Regions from separate parts of the Mus musculus genome. Here region 2 is linked to region 1. A link is a loop called in an ENCODE intact Hi-C map of the cell type or tissue named here. Cell type or tissue: heart. All regions are shown on one strand.

Region 1 (8,000 bases):
TGGACCACGTGGCCATGTGCCCCTCTCCTCTTTGCCCAGGCTGCCTGGTATTCTCTGGGCTGGCCAGCCCTCACCAGCAGCATGTCCTTCTTGGCCTGAAGCACATCAGGGGAGTTGATGGGCGGGGGTCGGCTGCGGCCGAAGTTGTGTGGGATGACAGTGTAGAAGCAGGAGGAGAGCTCTTCCAGGCTCTGGCCATCCCCTGTGGGGTTTTTCATGGCCTCCTCTAGAGCTTCCAAGGCCTCGAAGCCACGGGCAATCTGCTGCTTGGTCAGCTTTCCCAAGGGCATCTTCTTCACATCTGGGGGATGAAGGGACGAGCTGAGCCCTGTAGCCCCTGAGATCAGGGGTGGGGGTGGGGGTGGGGGTGGGGGTCAGGGGTAGCTGCCACCCTGCAGAGAGCTCCTCCTCACCCAGGTTCATGAGGGTCATTGCATTCTTGAACATCTCTTTGCTGAAGATGTTGGTGATAAGGTTCTGGGTGGCAGGGTCTAGGGAGCAGGGCTTGACCACGGTCCTCACAGGGCCGCTGTACACCTGGGGAGATAAGGCCTGCTCGGGCAGCAGCCATTAGGCAGAATGCCCACACAGGGAGCAGGGCCTCGGCTGAGACCAGAGAGGGAGGATGGGACTGGAGGATGGGCTGGCAGGCAGTCCCTCCCCTCTACCCCCTGCTGCCCCCTGCTGCCCCATCACCTTCACTACAGCCTCTTGGCTCTCTGCTTCTCCCTGGACTTCTATAAGTGTGTACTTGTTGGGCTGGGCCACAAAACGGTCCCGCTCCTCCCATTTGTTTTTAGTCTTCTCCCAAAATTTCTTCTTAAAGTCCTTCTTTGCATCTTCCAGGCAGGTGAAGTGGTTCATCTTGCTCTGGCCCACCTCTCCCTGCAAGGGACAACTTTCAGGGGTGTGTCCACCAGCAAGATTTGCTGGTCTCTGGGCTGGGCCCTCCAAACAGCTGCAGACGAAGCCAGCTCTTTGGATGCCCAAGGGGGGGAGGGGGGATGGGGGAGGGCAGCCCGGGCGATGGCTCGCTCACCACGCGGCCCCAGCGATTCCAGCAGAAGAAGCGACTACCCTCCTCCAGCAGTTGGATAATATAGAACTTGTTGTTGTTGTTGCCGATGTTGGTCTGGTTCAGGGTACAGTCATAGTCCTCGTGGACCTGTGTAGGGTGAGTCCGTGGGGCGTGGGCTGGGTGTGTACACCAGGGAACATCATGGGGGGGGCCTTGTCTTTGGCACTTGGGTGTCTCTGCCCTTGGGGGGCAGGGTCACAGTCTGACTGGATGTGATGAAGCCCTGCTGTGGGCTTGGGAATTTGGAGAGGATGCAGCTGCTTCCTGGGTGGGGGAATCTGAAAAAAGACCTGGCTCTGCCCTGAGGGCTCAGTTTGAGGGAACACGGAAGAGGGTCCCGGGGGAAATTGAGTCAGGCCCCTTCCTTGAGTGTGATGCACCCTAGTGTCTGATGGTCAGACATGGTACACCTTGACCCAATGGAATAACAGCCCACCTTGGCAGTCTTCAGAAGACAGGTACGCAATCCCTGGCTAGAACAGAGAACCCAAGGAGGAGAAAGAAGGCTGTGGTCTGCCAGGCGGTGGTGGCCCACGCCTTTAATCCCAGCACTTGGGAGACAGAGACAGGCGGATTTCTGAATTCGAGGCCAGAGGCCAGCCTGGTCTACAAAATGAGTTCCAGGACAGCCAGGGCCATACAGAGAAACCCTGTCTTGAAAAACAACAACACAACAAAACAAGCAAACAAAAACAAACAAACAAAAAGGCTGCGGTCTGAACATGGCTTCAGCTCACCTGTATCCCGGGGTTCCGGCTGAATGGACATGAGGGGTCCACACGGATGACCCGATTATCAGCAGGTGCTGCTCTGAGAGCCTCGGCAGTGGACCGGAAGCTGTCCTCCTCCTCTGTCCCTTGTCGCCGCTTCTTGGAGCCCTCAGTCTGCACAGAGGCCTTTCGTTTTGGAGCCATGGTTCTCCTGGGGCAAGAGGTAGGGAGCGTTCAGATTTGCCCTTTAGGAGGCTGGCCTCCTACTCCTTGGTTTACATATCCCCATCTCCAAACCTGCACTTTGTACCTCAGAGATGCAGAAGCTTAGAGCCCGTCAGTTCTGCCCACCCTGGAGTTAGGAAGCAGTTGGCTCGAGGTGTTCCCCGAGGCAGCAGAAAAAGTGAAAGCCGGCTCACCCCACCCACGCTGGGGCCCTTCCCCTTCTAGAACATTTCCTCCTCCTGTCAGTCATCTGGCTAGGTTGCTGGGCTGAATCATCTGAGCTACAGGGGAAGGACCCTATAAGTTGCCCTTCTGCAGCTGGATCTACCTCTCTAGAGCTTAGGACCAAGTGGTGTAGCCTTTTGCTAACAGTCCTGAGTTCTGGGGTGCCAGCCAAAGTTTCAGGCTTTCAAGTGCCAGAGAGAGCAAGAGCCACTTTAACCTCACCCTTCCCTGCCCTGCAGAGGACTCTAGGGCAGGGCCAAAGGACACTCACCCAAATGAAACAGGACCCTGGAAGAGGTGGCTGTTATCCAGCCCGGTATCAGGAATGCTGAATGTGCCTCCTAAGAAACAAGTTCCAAGTCTGGGATCCCATCTAGCGACCCTTCGTGAGCCTTCAGCTAGTTTTTGGTAGGGATTTCCCAGCAATCACGTGAGGAGGGGAAAGAGCTTGGGGGTGGTGTAGAATTCCAGCTTTTGGCCGCTAGTGGGGTGAGTCAGAGGCTGGGTAGGCTGAGGTTGGTGGCCAGTCCCAGAGATGAAATGACAGTAATGTAGACGTATCCAAAGCCGCTCGGACTGACTGGCCCCTCATGCAGCTTTGACTAGGCACATACAGCATATATCCATTATTTGCCCGGTGATTTTGGCTCTGGGTTCGGATGCTGTCTCCTCTCCAGAGCTGCCTGAATTCCATTCCTTAAGTTTTAGAGTCTGGTTGTATTAGCTTCAATCGCTGTTCCAGCGGAAAAATCACAGAACCCCGCACCTCTGGCTCCACCTTGTGGCCATAAGACGCAAGCACCGCATGCCCTCCTGGCCCCACCCCTCCCTGCTAGTCAGGCGTTAGCAGAGCGCAAGCGCCACAGGCCCAGGCCGGAAATCGCAAGAGAGACTTGCTTCCTACTCCAGGCTGGCGCCGGAGCCTATAGGAGCTCTTGAAGGCGTGTCCAGCTGCGTCGGTCCAATAGACGTTTGGGGGCGTGGCAGGATCTTCTCAAGGGCCCAATGGAGCTGCGGAAGGTGGGGCCCGCTGCGCCGTGGGAACCTATCAGGGCTCCGGGTCTTGCCATGCGGCTGGGGTTTAGCAGCCATGTGAGTTCTTCGGGGTAGCGGCACCTTGAACAGTATGTCGACCGCCGTGGCAACTCGTAAGCGGGCAAAGCCAGCTCCCGGGCCCGGGGCGGCTCCGGTGGCCGGCAAGCGGCGGCGAAAGGTGAGCATGGTGTACTCTTGGGCGCGACCGATCTAGCTCCTGGGAGAGCCATCGTTCCATCCCAGGGCCCCCATCGGGGCAAGTATCTTTGCCAAGGGCTCCGTCAGAAGGAAGCCTACATCTCTTTTCTTCTATCCACCAAATCCTGGGAAACCTTCTACTTGGCCAGGGCCAGGTGCTACTTGCCTCTCTCAGTCCTGGGCCTCGTGACCAAGAGAGGATCGTTTGATTTCCAGGTAGACTCTGCTGCGGACAGGGGCAAGTCCAAGGGTGGCGGCAAAATGAATGAAGAGATTTCCAGCGATTCTGAGAGCGAGAGGTGAGTTTTTACCGGGAGGAAGGATAAACGGAGGCTCGTGGTGACTAGAAGACTCAGTGCGACTGGCAACAGAGCTGGGTGTTTGGCTCGAGATCCTGGGTCTACCCTCCAGTTTCCGGCAGTGAGATATCGTCGTTTATCTCTGATGTGTCTATGGGGAAGACGCTGGGCTCCTGTGGGAGGGAGAGCTTGGGACCTTTTTTCGCTTTATGACATGGAGGCAGGCACAGGTCTGGATTGATTGAGAGGCAAGGAGAGAACGGTACAGAACACATCCTCCTGTTCTTAATTCCATCTTCACACAGTACCACAACGACTGGTGTCCTTGGGCACCTTTTTGAGATGAGGTCTCTGTTGTTTTGCCCAAGGTGGCCTTGATCTCCTGGGTTCGAATGATCCTAGGCTTCAGCTTTGTACTGTCACATATGTAGCCTTCCTAACATTAGGGTCTTGTTTCACTGTTGCGAACACGGGTGAGCAGGCAAGTGGAGAGAGGCCGTGTCAGTGTCTGCAGGTGTGTATCTTGGAGACATGTGTTGTGAGAACAGAAGAAGCCTTTTAAAAAGTTGAGCCTGGAGAGACGAGGAGTGTCCTGGAGCGGTAGGGAAGAGGTTCAGGGACCAGAGACAAATCTGGGGTATTAGTGTGCCAGGGTGGAAGGAAGAAAGGATAAACCGGCAGGTGATAGGTACAGGCCAGGGTAGCCGTGAACTTAAGAGATCTGCCTGCTTCTGCCTCCCGAGTGCCAGGATTACAGACCTGGCTATCAGTTCTGCTTCTAAAAGTGAATATGTGGTGCCTTAATTTGCTCAGCTTTTTTTTTTTTTTTTTGGCAAGGTTTTTCCACGTAGCCATGGCTGTCCTGGAACAACCTGTATAGATCAGGCTGGCCTTAACCTCAAAGACATTGCCTGCTTCTGCCTCCAGGACCTGTGCTAAACACTTTGGGTATTTATTTATTTATTTATTTATTTATTTATGTGTGTGTGTGTACATGCTGATGCCCATGGGAGACCGAGGACATTGGAGCCCCTGGAACTGTCACATCAGGGGGTTGCGAGCGAGCCACCTGAGGGGTGCTGGGACTGAACCCAGGGTCGCTGTAAGAACAGCAGGAGTTCTTAGCCGATGAGCCATTTTTTTCCAGCCCATTCTTTACCACCTCTTAAGTCTTTTAACTTGTGTCACGAAATAAATGTGATAACTACAGAAGCACCACTCAGTTTTCTTCTGCTGATCTAACTTGGGTGAAAGTAAAAATAAATGCGTACACACCTTAAATTCAGGGTTGAAACAGCTTTTCTTTCAAAAGGGATTTTTTTTTTAAACAAAAAGTGGTGCTGGGCGTGGTGGCGCACACCTTTAATTCCTCAGTACCTAGGAGGCAGAGGCAGACAGATCTGTGAGTTTGAGGCCAGCCTGGGCTACGTGGCGAAAATATGTCTTGGGAAACAAAACAAAACAAAACAAAAAAGCAGAATTGCTAAATGCCGTTTATAAGGTCTCAGCATCAAGTGTCTTTACCTGCTGAGCCGCCACACCTCTAACTCTAGTCTGCTTTTCTGTGTGTGGGCCCTGAAGTAAGAGACTGATTGGTTTGGATGCACTCAGAAAGGACATAACTCTGGGCCAAGGTCTGGCCTTGACTTTCCTGAGACATGGTTTTTTGTTCTGTTCTTTTAGGCAGGGACTTTGTAACTCTGGCTGCCCTGGAACTCGCTATGTAGACCAAGCTGGCCTCAAACTCAGAGAGACCTGCCTGCCTCTGCCCTCAAGTGCTGGGACATGCCCCAGGACACTGCTATTCCTGATGGGTTTTAAAGTCCCTTCTGGAGGAAGTCCTGGGCAGGGTGCTGGGCGACAGCAGGTAGCTGATGGGATGTCTGCAGGCTTGTGATTAGGGGTGCAGCTGTCTTGGTCTGCTGGCTGAGAGTTCGAAACACCTACCTAAGCTCCCAGAAACAGGTCTAAGCTGGACCTGTCTGTGAGTGAAGGGAGTGTCCTGAGCTGGCTCACGGACACTGGGGCCTAGAAGGGACAGCAAGAAATTCCATCACACGTGGTTTAGTCAGTACTACTTAGGATTCACTTGGAACCTAGTCCTCGGGGTACAAGGAGGGTGCAGGGCAGCAAGCCTAGGGTACCCCAATATGTCTGTGTCTTGGAGTGGTTGTCATCCTGGCATCTGCGTTCTCTGTTCTGCATGCTGGGTTCCCTGTTTGCAGCGCCCTGTGCCTTGTGCCTTTGTCCCTTAGCTTGGGAAGCTCAGTAGAAGGACAGGACCAGTTCTCTGTTACTATGTACCTGACCATGTCTTCTTAGCTGGGACTTGTAGAGATTGTCTTATTCTAGCTCAGGCTGACCTTGAACTTGTGGCAGTCTCCTTGTCTTCGCCTTCCAAATTCTAGGATTTTAGGTGTGCCACCGTGCCTGGCTTGACAGTGCGGTTTTCTAGAGCATGGTGACTGAGTTCAGGACCTCGCTCTGTCACTGAGCCATACCCAGGGCAATGTCTTCATTTGTCACCATAAATCCTGGTACCTCCTCTTCACCTCCTCTTCTTCCCCTTCCCTCCTCCCCTCTTCCCTGGACTGGCTGTTGAGCCAGGGCCTCAAGGATTCTTGTTTAGTCCGCCGCTAAGCTAAGTCTGCAGGCCTGCCACCTTTGACTTCTGATCTTTTGTGTACAACCTGGCTTCTCATAGAAGCTTGTGGAATCTTCTCTTTCCCTTGTTGAGATGTGATCATTTCCTGGTGTTGGGGGGAGCTGGCTGTTTTGATGACCTTGTGTTGGACACTGAGTGGGACCTTCCAGTCGTGAGGTCACATGCATGTGTCGCTGGCCCTGAGGGTTGGCATGGGCAAGGCTGGCCTCGAGGAAGCACAGTTCTAGTGGCCAGATGAGGGGGCCATCCCTTTAGACCCCATCCCTTCTCCCCACAGCTTGGCTCCAAGGAAAACAGAGGAAGAGGAGGAGGAAGAGCTGGAAGAGACCGCACAGGAAAAGAAGCTACGCTTGGCCAAACTCTACCTTGAACAACTCAGGCAGCAAGGTGAGCCAGGGGCTTGATGAAGGCCAGGGTCTCCCGCAGAGCCTGCCTGCTGCCCCTGTTGCAACCCCAGGCACCTGATGTGTCAGTCACGTAGGTCCCCATTGTCACTAGTGCTGCTGGTGTTGGGTACCTTGCAGAGGGTGGCTAAGGTCTCTAATGGGCCAGTACGCTCTGGGCCAGACTAGACCTTTACGAAGCCAAGCTCAAGTCTAAACAAAGGCAGGCATTGACCGTGGAGGCACCAGGAGCTTCCTATAAGATTAGCACTGTTGAGTTGGGATGGATGCTTGGGATGGAGGAGGGAAGGGCACTGCAGCCTGGGATCATGTGGACCGTTCTGTCCTGCACAGAGGAGGAGAAGGCTGAAGCCCGTGCATTCGAGGAGGATCAGGTGGCCGGGCGCTTGAAGGAGGATGTGGTGAGTCTGGAGGGCGAGGGCTAGTGTGGGTGTGGCGGAAGGCTGGGCCTTCCCCCAGGTCTTCACTCCTCTCCTTCCTCTCTTTGCAGCTGGAGCAGAGAGGCAGGTTGCAGAAGTCGGTGGCCAAGGAGGTGAGTGTGCAGGGCACCGTGGTGCGTGGGCAGAGGCGGTGTGTGCACGCGGGTCGGTGGGCAGTTGGCTTAGTGCTGCTCGGGTTGTTGGAGTCTTGGTGGAAAACTGTGGACACTTGGGCAGGTGTGGTCAGGTATGCAAGAGTCTTATTTCTAGGGCAGTGGTGGCACAGGCCTTTAATCCCAGCACTTGGGAGGCAGAGGCAGGTGGATTACTGAGTTTGAGGCCAGCCTGGTCTACAGAGTGAGTTCCAGGACAGCCAGGGCTATTCAGATAAACCCTGTCTCAAGACACCAAAAAAAAAAAAAAGAATCTTATTCGTTCGTGTAGCCCCGGGTTCTGGTTTTCTCTGGCAAGTGTCTTCATAGCTCCTACTGCAGTGATGCAGTCTCTTGTCTTTCCAGATCCAGGCCCCAGCTCCCACCGACATTCGAGTTTTGCGGGGCCACCAGCTCTCCATTACGTGCTTGGTCATCACTCCTGATGACCTGGCCATCTTCTCCGCCGCCAAAGACTGCACCATCATCAAGTGTGAGTGAGACCTCGAGGGTGTGAGCCTGGGGTGGAGTCCTGATGGTGGAAGCTTCTAGACAGTTGCTGCCTTGGAGGGGCTTCGAGGCTACAGGGC
Region 2 (8,000 bases), 320 kb before region 1:
AGGTGTGTGCACACATTTATGTAGATGCCCACCATTCACACTCGTGGGGTCTCCTGTTAAACCACTCAACACCCTGCTCCTCCAGACCACAAAGAGACCAACAAATCTGCTTTACAGATCCCTGGAGAGGCTAAGTCTGGTCATGCCACCATCCTCAAACCACTGAGGGCAACATGGAAAACAATGGCACATCCCCTAACTCTGGCTTCGCCTTGGGCTGGCCCCCATGGTATCTGAGCCCCAGGGGGCAGCAGAGAATGTGTATCAAAAGCCCAAAGCAGGTTCACATCCCTGGTCTGTGACTGACTTGCTCTACAGTCCCTGATAAACCATCTCCTCTAATTCTCCAGCCATAGGATAAATGGGTTTACCTAAGCTGACCGTGAAAGGCTCTCCAGACCCACAGTCATGCCAAGTGCAGAGAATGAGAAGGCTTTAATGTGAAGGAGGCCTGAGCACCATTGTGGCAAAATCCTCAAGCCATGGAAAGTATCAGCACATGATGACAAAGTAAGGATTTGGCCAGCAAAAACCTGAGTCGGGAGAAACGGCAGCTGAGAGCCAAAGGAGGGCCGTGTCTCTAATAATCCATAATTAGTAAGACACATGTGCATATAGCCATTCATTCATTTATTTATTTTATTTTTCAGTGCTGGGAACTCAACCCAGGGCTTCACACATGCTAGAATAGTATCATTGACCACATTCCCAGACCTCTTGTTGTTGTTGTTGTTGTTGCTGCTGCTGCTGCTGCTGCTGCTGCTGCTGCTGCTGCTGCTGTTCTTGGTGAGACAGGGGTTCTCTCTGGGTAGCACTGGATGTCCTGGAACTCACTCTGTAGATTGGGCTGGCCTCAAACACTCAAGAGATCCGCCTGCCTCTGCCTCCCAAGTGCTGGTATTAAAAGCGTGCACCACCACTGCCCGACCCTTTTTAAAGGTCTTTAAAATGGGATCTCTCTTAGTTGCCTAGGCTGGCTTTCACTCTGTAGCTCAGGCTAGCCATGAGCTCTCAATACTCTGAGAGTCCTCTCGTGTACCTGGGATTATAGGCCTGTGCACCAGGCCTGGCTCCATACTTGATATTGATGGAGAGAAAAAAACAAAAAAAACAGTCCTATTGAGCTCTAACTGTGAGGAATTTGTTTATTTCTATCATCTAGAATGACCAGATAAATAGGTGAGCAAATATAGAAGGTTATGCCCACAAACTGTTTGCTATAATGGGGCCCAATTCAGACCCTGGCCCCCAGACTCTGAGAGCATAGGTACAGGAAAGTGACCAAGGCAGACACGGGGAGCCTCCAACAAAAAGACTCTACCTATATGTGAAGCCCTCAGCAGGCAATGGTGACAGTGGTCCCCACGAGCAAACCTACTCTGAAAAGCACCCATGGGTACACTGTGGATGCATTCTGACACCAGTGTCCACTGCTCACGTGTTTACCTCACAGAGACACCAAGGATGCGGCTGAAAAGCTCTTCTCCTGAAGCTCTGGCCTGCAACTCAGTGTCCAATGGGAATACGTTCCCAAGGTCAAGAACACGGGGACAGAGCCACTCCTAGAGGATACCAGAACCCCAGCGTAAAGACAAAATCCCCAGAGTCTCTGATCCTGTGCACAAGGACAGAAGGAAAGAAATGGTACAAACCACTCCACTTCCCTAAGCCTGTCTGGTCCTCAGAGCCAGCTCACCTTGCTTACCTCCTTCTCAGTCTTAGGAACACACACAGGAGCCAGGTCTGCAAGCCATGGCCCAACTTCTAGCTAGACTGTCCAGAGCCCAGTGGAGATGGGAGGCCCTTCCCAGGACACATCAGCTCTGACCTAGAGCCCCTCACACCCTCACGATGGAAGAAGGGCCCACAGGGGCCGCCCCAGGCCTCACTGTTCTCTATGGCTTTTTATTCCTATGTGATTCTATTGCTCGCTCATATAGGGATTGGAGCCGTGGCGTACGGTGAGGATAAGCCAACAGAGGGCTCTGATGTGGAACAAGAGGGCTCGAGGTAAACCAGGCCAGTGGCTGCAGGCCAAGCCAAGTGACTCACCTCTGCCAGCTATGACAGGATGGGGTGAGGGACTGCTGAGGTCCTTCACTGCTCTGACCTACCATTCTAGTGCTGAGACACACACTGAAATGCTGGCACCAGGGTCCCAACTGGGTACCCGGAGGAGCGACAATGGAACATGGAATGTTTAGCCTGGGAAAAGTGGGCACAGGAGAACAAGTGCAATGCCTGCGGCCTGAAGAAACCCCTTGATAGCCAGAGGGTGAGGGGGAAAGCTGAGAGTGGTCCAAATACAGAAGGAAGAGCCGTGGTGACAAGTGGATCGTCTCCACCCAGTCAGGCAACAGCAGGAGAGGAGAAACCATGATCAGGTTTCTACCACAGGGAGTCAGGGTTAAGTAGGCAACTATAAGCCTGTCCTGTTAACCCACATTGACACTGCTAGGAGACAGATTCAATTGTCACAGATTGCCATCAGCAGACCCTGAGTGTGCACCCAGCCAAAAAGGGTATGAGAAACTCTTCAAGGTACTGGCACCACTGCTGGGGCCACACCACGGGTCCCTGCCCAGCAGCTCCCCGAGGATCTGTGCTATGGAAAGAGGTGCTGAGGGGAGATGAGCTGAGACCCCCACACACAACATTCTCTTTATTTTCAGTGCCCTACCTTCGCTCCATGGAAGAGACAGGCTGAGGACCTGGGCAGGAAGGCATCCAGGGAGAAAATGAGAACTGTGACTGGCCAAGAAGCTCCTGCTGGGCCTCAGGGCTACCTGCTGTCATGACAGAAACTAGGGGTAGAAAGAAGCCCCCATCTTCTAATCTAGTTGGGGGAACAAGCATAGAGTAGATCCGAGGGAGGCGGGCAGAGCAACGGAGGAAAAGTCCTGCGGCACAGTGGGGCCTGGGAATCGGCCCTTGACCTTCCTAAGAGGCCCTGCCCTTGAAGGCCTCTTCTACACTCTCACACGGTGAGCGACACCATCACTGAGGATGAAGAATCAGGAGGTGGACATCCATAACATTGGTCCCTGTCAACCCTGTGTGCAGCAAATGTGTTCCTCCCCGGAAGCGGCAAAAGAAAGTGTATGAGTCGTTATTGGCGAGGGAGGTGGCGATGTCCAGGCTCTCAGCAGAAGCCTGGCTGATGAGATCAGACATGACCCAGGCCCCGGCCACCTTTGTAGGCCCATCCTGCCCATCAGTGCCTCCACTCAAAAATAGCACATCAATAGGTCCCAGTGGCTGCCTTCCCAGCTCCACTCCCACGTGCAAGGCCAGTTCTTGGTTCCGACCGCCCTTGCCAGATCCCTGCAGCTGCACCGTGGGCTCACCACCAGCCAGGAGGCAGACCGGCCCTTTAGCCTTTACCACCGCTTCCAGAGCCTCCTCCAGCTGCAGGTCCGGGAGCTGGAGCTCAGCTGCCAGCTGATGGAGTTCCGCCTCCTCCTCCAAGGGACGCTCAGCCAAGGATGGAGTGAGGTGGGCTGCAGCCACCCGGGCTAGCAGCCCGTAGAACCGAGCCACTCTTTTTACATCACCCTGCATGGCTGTGCTCAACACCATGGCATGGTAGCCCAGCACCTCGGCTTGCCTCTGAGCCTCAGCCAGCGCCAGAGAGTTAGAGCCGATGATCACATTGAGGACGTGGCCACAGGTGTGTGGTCCATGGGGGTCAGAGTCAGCTCGGGAGAGCACAGTCTTCACAGAGCGGGGAAGAGCAGCACGGAGGCCATAGTGGTTGAGAATATGCAGGCAGTCTTGCACACTGTGGGTGCTGGCCACCGTAGGGCCACTGGCAATCACTTCCAAAGGGTCCCCAATCACATCTGACAAGATGAGGCTTATCACCTAGACAAAGGCCACAAAATAAGGTTCAGTCTTGCCTCCTCCGTGTTCCGGGGCCCTTAAGGACAAACTGGGCCTGGGTATACAGCATCTGGTATGCTTCCTTGCCCACATCTACCCACATCTTGCCACTTTCAGGTGGGCTGGCAGAACACCTAACCAGAAAGCCTCCCTCTTACTCTCTCTAGGCTTCCTCCCAGGACTTTCCAGGCCAGGCCCCTGCCAACTCATATGTTGGCTTAAGCTCTCATCTCCCTGTCACGTGTTGGGAACCCAGGGCCTACTGAAGAAGTGATTAGTGCACCTGAGCAGGATAGGCAGCCTGAGCCAGCCCTCCACCCTTCAGCTGCGACAGGGCCTTGCGGATGGTGTTCAGCTCCTGGATCGTGGCTCCTCGGGCTGCCAGCAGCTTGGTGAGCATCTGTTTCTCCTCCAGTGTGACAGGTGGGATAGGAGCAGGCAGCAGGGCTGAGCCCCCACCTAAAGTCAGTGAGAGTGTCAGGGAGAGGAGACAGCCCGACCCAGAGAACCAGGCAAGCCATAAGGAAGGTCCTCTAAGAAGGTGGGGTTACAGTGCCCCCTTGTGGACACAGAGTGAAGTTGTCCCCTAGTAGGGGTATACCAGATCCCAGGAGAAGCTTGCTAGCAAAGTGCTTGCCTAGCCTGTGTGAAGCCCTGAACTCTATCCCCAATACCCCCCAAAAATTTTTGTTTTTAAATTTAACTAAGAAAGAGCAAGAAAAAACAGCAAATAAGCAAGAAGAGAGATCCATGGGGTCTGGAAACTCAGCTTCAGGAGCACGAATGACACCGCTGCAGACAGCAATGTCTTCCAAAGGTTCTGATGTGTGTCAGTGTTAGTACCCAGCTGTGCCTTCACCATTACAGATGTTCAACAGGGTGAACTTCCAGCTGAGGAGAGGTGACCAACCTGACACCACTCACTAGGTACCCTCCAGGTTCCTCACTGTCTGCCATGGTCCTGACTTCACCCTGTGACCATATGGTACTCGGGGCACCCCTGTCGGCTGGTCCCACACCTGAGATGAGCACCAGCAGCAGGTCATCTGCAGTGAGCCCCTCTGCCAGCTGCTGGATGGTCAGCGCGGCCCGGAGTGCATCCCGATCCGGTAAGTTGTCCTCGGCGCCCTCGAACACCTGGATGCGGCTGTGTGGCTTCAGCAGCATCTCTCTGAGAAGGGAGAAGGGATGGGGGTGGGCTCCTCTCCTCCGACCTGACTTCTCAGCTGTACAGGTGAAAGCGGCCCACTGATAACCCATTTAGAAACCAGGCCAGACCCAGGAGATAGGGAGATCAAAGAGGAAGGGAGGTGTTCTTCCAAAGGACAGTAGAGGGCGTCCCCCTGCGCCCATAGACTCTTACTTCTTTCCAGCATGTTCCATAGCGGCTCGGATCCCCTTGGGTACGCTGATCACACCCTGCACAAGATGCTGAGCCAGCAGCTCCTCGGCAGCAGCTGCCATGCCCAGTACGGCCTTGCCGAAGCCCACTAGGTAGAGGTTTTCCCGCAGCTGGAAAGTCCGGTCCCGCACCTTCAGCTGTCTGCCACTAGGATCCAGGGACAGTGTCCTCTGCAGCATGGGGCCTGGCTGCACAGCACCCACTGCACTATCAAACAGCTGCCGTGCCTGTTCTGCCAAAGCCATACCACTGGTCATCCGGGCCACTGGGGGCCCCCAGAGGAGTGGACGGGATGGGGCTCGGAGGAGACAGGGCAAGACCTGTAGGGCCGCAGCCATGCCCCGCTTCTCTCAGCACAGCCTCGTGTCCATAGCTGCCTAGAGAGGGAGGAGAAGGAGTGAGGCCACGGACAGAACCCCACCATCCATCATGGCCACCCCTCCGAGGGCTCAGGACTGGCGGACTCCATAACCTGAAATGAAACCTGGAGAAGTCATGAAGCCTGCAGCAAACCTGATCTTACACCAGCCCTGAAAGCCCAGCCCTGATGCCCAGCCACGTCCTCTTCTGTAGACCACACACCAGTCTTCTGGACACTCTGCTCCAAGTCCAAAGTTCCTGTTAAGTGGACCTTCCTCCTAGGTCACCTCCTTTGCCTAGAAGTTAATCATTCATGAAGGACGCCGTTCCTACCAGCAGGCCCCTGGGCCATTCTTCTTCCACATCCTGTACTTCCAAAGCCCTCACACCACGGCAGTGCCCCCTTTCTGGCATTTATGCCTTAGACGTTCCTTTACCACTTCTACTGCCAAGAAAAAAAAAAAAAAAGGCTATTGGTTGTCTAGCCAACTGACCCGGAGTCCATTGACCTCTAGCCTGCTCTGTTAGCTCATACAACCAGTCTGGCAAAGCTGGGTCCATGTGGAAAGGCTGCAGATTTACCAGTGCACACAGCCTAAGGAAGCTCAGGACTCAGGCTAGTTCAGCAAGTGGTCCAGGCACGAATCAAGAGTAACCACAAATCTCACTCAAGGTCAGACCTTCAGCAAGTCCCCAGGTTATAAGCAAAAGGACATGTGCTATGGGGCTCAATCTATAGGACAAGACCAGACACCCTTGTCCCCATACAGCTGGTCATGATCAGCCTTGCCAGGAACATCCCTTTCTGGCTCCATGATAGCAAAAAACAAGTCCTGAGTTACACCCTTCACAACAAAAACAGCCCAGTGCTAGAGCAGGCAAAGGCCGGGTTCCAGTAATGAAGCCCAAACAATCATTTTCTCCACTGGGCAGAGTGAAGGACAGAAAGGTCTTGGGGTAAAGGTCGGGAAGCTACAGCGTAACTATACAGGAACAATAAAAGACTCAGCTGCAAAAAGATATCTAAGTTTAGGGACAGGAGGGTACTGAAGACTGTGCCCGGGCTGTCCATGTAACGAGCGAGCATGCGCTCTACCACTGAGCTACATTCAAGCCCCTAAAAAGGTAGAAAGACAACTGTATCCGTAAGCATGGGTGGAAGAGGGCGGAGTCTAGGGATGGGGTTCTAGCTTTTTTTAAAGCGTGTATTAGTATATCTTTTCTCACACTGAGCTCATTTGCAAGATGTGGGACACAATGAAGCCTAACTCTCACTTTTCAAGGGAACTTGAAAGTGTAGTCCTGTGGGAGAGACCTTCCCTAGCATGCATAAAGTCATCCAGTTCTCCATAGTGCTTGGGAGACTGACGCTCGTATTTTCCTGACACCTAGGGCTTTCTGATTCTCTGTACAAGCTGACAGAGAAAACTCCAGGTAACAGTTTATCCCACTCCTAAACAACGTAGCGCCTGCCAAACCTCCGCCATTTAGCCTTGTAGTTCCCAGCTAGCTTTCCCAGAAACTACTGTTTGTAAAAAGGAATACACAGGGCACTGCCGCGGGACGCCTGCAAACATGTTCAGTTTTCATGTATGGGATTCCCCGGGCTTGGTACTAAACACATCTTAGCATCCAAAACATAAAGCTCAGTCCTAGGTGAATTTTGTATCTCTTTCCCAGAAGGGCAAAAGCCTAGAAGGTCCCTATTAGAATTCAAGGGAAAAAAAAAGTTCAAGTCCAAAATTGCCAAATTAAGTACTGGGTGTTTGGTGAAATTTGAATTTTGGATAAGTAATTTTTTATTATAACTATGACCAGTATATTTTGGATTATTTCTAACTAAAAATTACGTTGTGGTAAGTCTAAAGTTAATTGGACGACTTGCATTTTCAGGAGCCAAATTCCCAACTCTAAGACACTACACCTTCCCAGCTCCAGTGCACCCGCCTTGGTAAGTGAGGATAGGCGAAGACCAGGCTCGACTCCTCCCGGAACCAAAGCGGAGCTGACATCAAGTCCGGAATTGGCCAACCGCCAGGTGACCGGAAGTGACGTCTCCTGAGCCTGAGCCTGTGATCTTCTCGAGGGAAATGTTGCCGTGTAGTGCAAGATGTCGCAAGATTAAGGGGTTGCTGTCGCCTGGATCGGTCTCTGTCCGGGCCAGGAACGACTTCCAAGTACCATTTATTTGCTTGAGACGCAAACTCACCTTCCCGCAGCTTCTGGCGCTGGAGACCGGAAGTACTCTGTGGGTGGGGATTAACCCGGAAGTGGCTGGTCTGAGATCTCCCTAGAGACCGAGAACCTGGTTTAGAACTTTCCGGCCTCACTGACACTCAGAGAAAACCTGAAAAGA

The links. Hi-C counts contacts between places; a loop is a spot of excess contacts. Peaks named below come from ENCODE experiments on the same cell type or tissue, not always from the same donor. Only the 100,000 strongest peaks of a DNase experiment are listed, where the experiment ranks them.
Region 2: a loop joins it to region 1, with 2.6 times the contacts of the local background. A loop is called at or near these places in 1 of 42 quality-filtered maps.

Annotation. Positions count from the first base shown.
Region 1 is chr9:106,473,984-106,481,983 of GRCm38, forward strand. Parp3 (poly (ADP-ribose) polymerase family, member 3) reads right to left here and starts at 2,966. Exons shown (of 11, transcript NM_145619.3): 1 at 2,510-2,966; 2 at 1,816-1,999; 3 at 1,040-1,165; 4 at 697-885; 5 at 414-537; 6 at 75-301. The coding sequence starts at 1,992. It overlaps Rrp9 (RRP9, small subunit (SSU) processome component, homolog (yeast)), which reads left to right and starts at 3,326. Exons shown (of 15, transcript NM_145620.4): 1 at 3,326-3,451; 2 at 3,688-3,770; 3 at 6,713-6,822; 4 at 7,173-7,240; 5 at 7,330-7,371; 6 at 7,777-7,903. The coding sequence starts at 3,365. In heart, CTCF peaks have their summits at 703 (motif pointing left) and 3,028 (motif pointing left); DNase peaks (open chromatin) are centred at 668, 2,478, 2,678, 3,246 and 3 weaker places; H3K4me3 peaks cover 3,017 bases; H3K27ac peaks cover 3,428 bases.
Region 2 is chr9:106,152,244-106,160,243 of GRCm38, forward strand. It overlaps Glyctk (glycerate kinase), which reads right to left and starts at 5,895. Exons shown (of 4, transcript NM_174846.4): 1 at 5,246-5,895; 2 at 4,902-5,053; 3 at 4,166-4,341; 4 at 617-3,864. The coding sequence starts at 5,622. The coding sequence ends at 2,998. D030055H07Rik (a long non-coding RNA gene) reads left to right here. Exons shown (of 7, transcript XR_003948237.1): 3 at 1-510; 4 at 651-786; 5 at 4,050-4,274; 6 at 4,750-4,991; 7 at 7,538-8,000. Mir135a-1 (microRNA 135a-1) reads left to right here and starts at 1,881; the gene lies at 1,881-1,970. In heart, CTCF peaks have their summits at 236 (motif pointing right) and 4,452 (motif pointing left); DNase peaks (open chromatin) are centred at 4,288, 4,878 and 7,688; H3K4me3 peaks cover 679 bases; H3K27ac peaks cover 736 bases; H3K27me3 peaks cover 2,319 bases.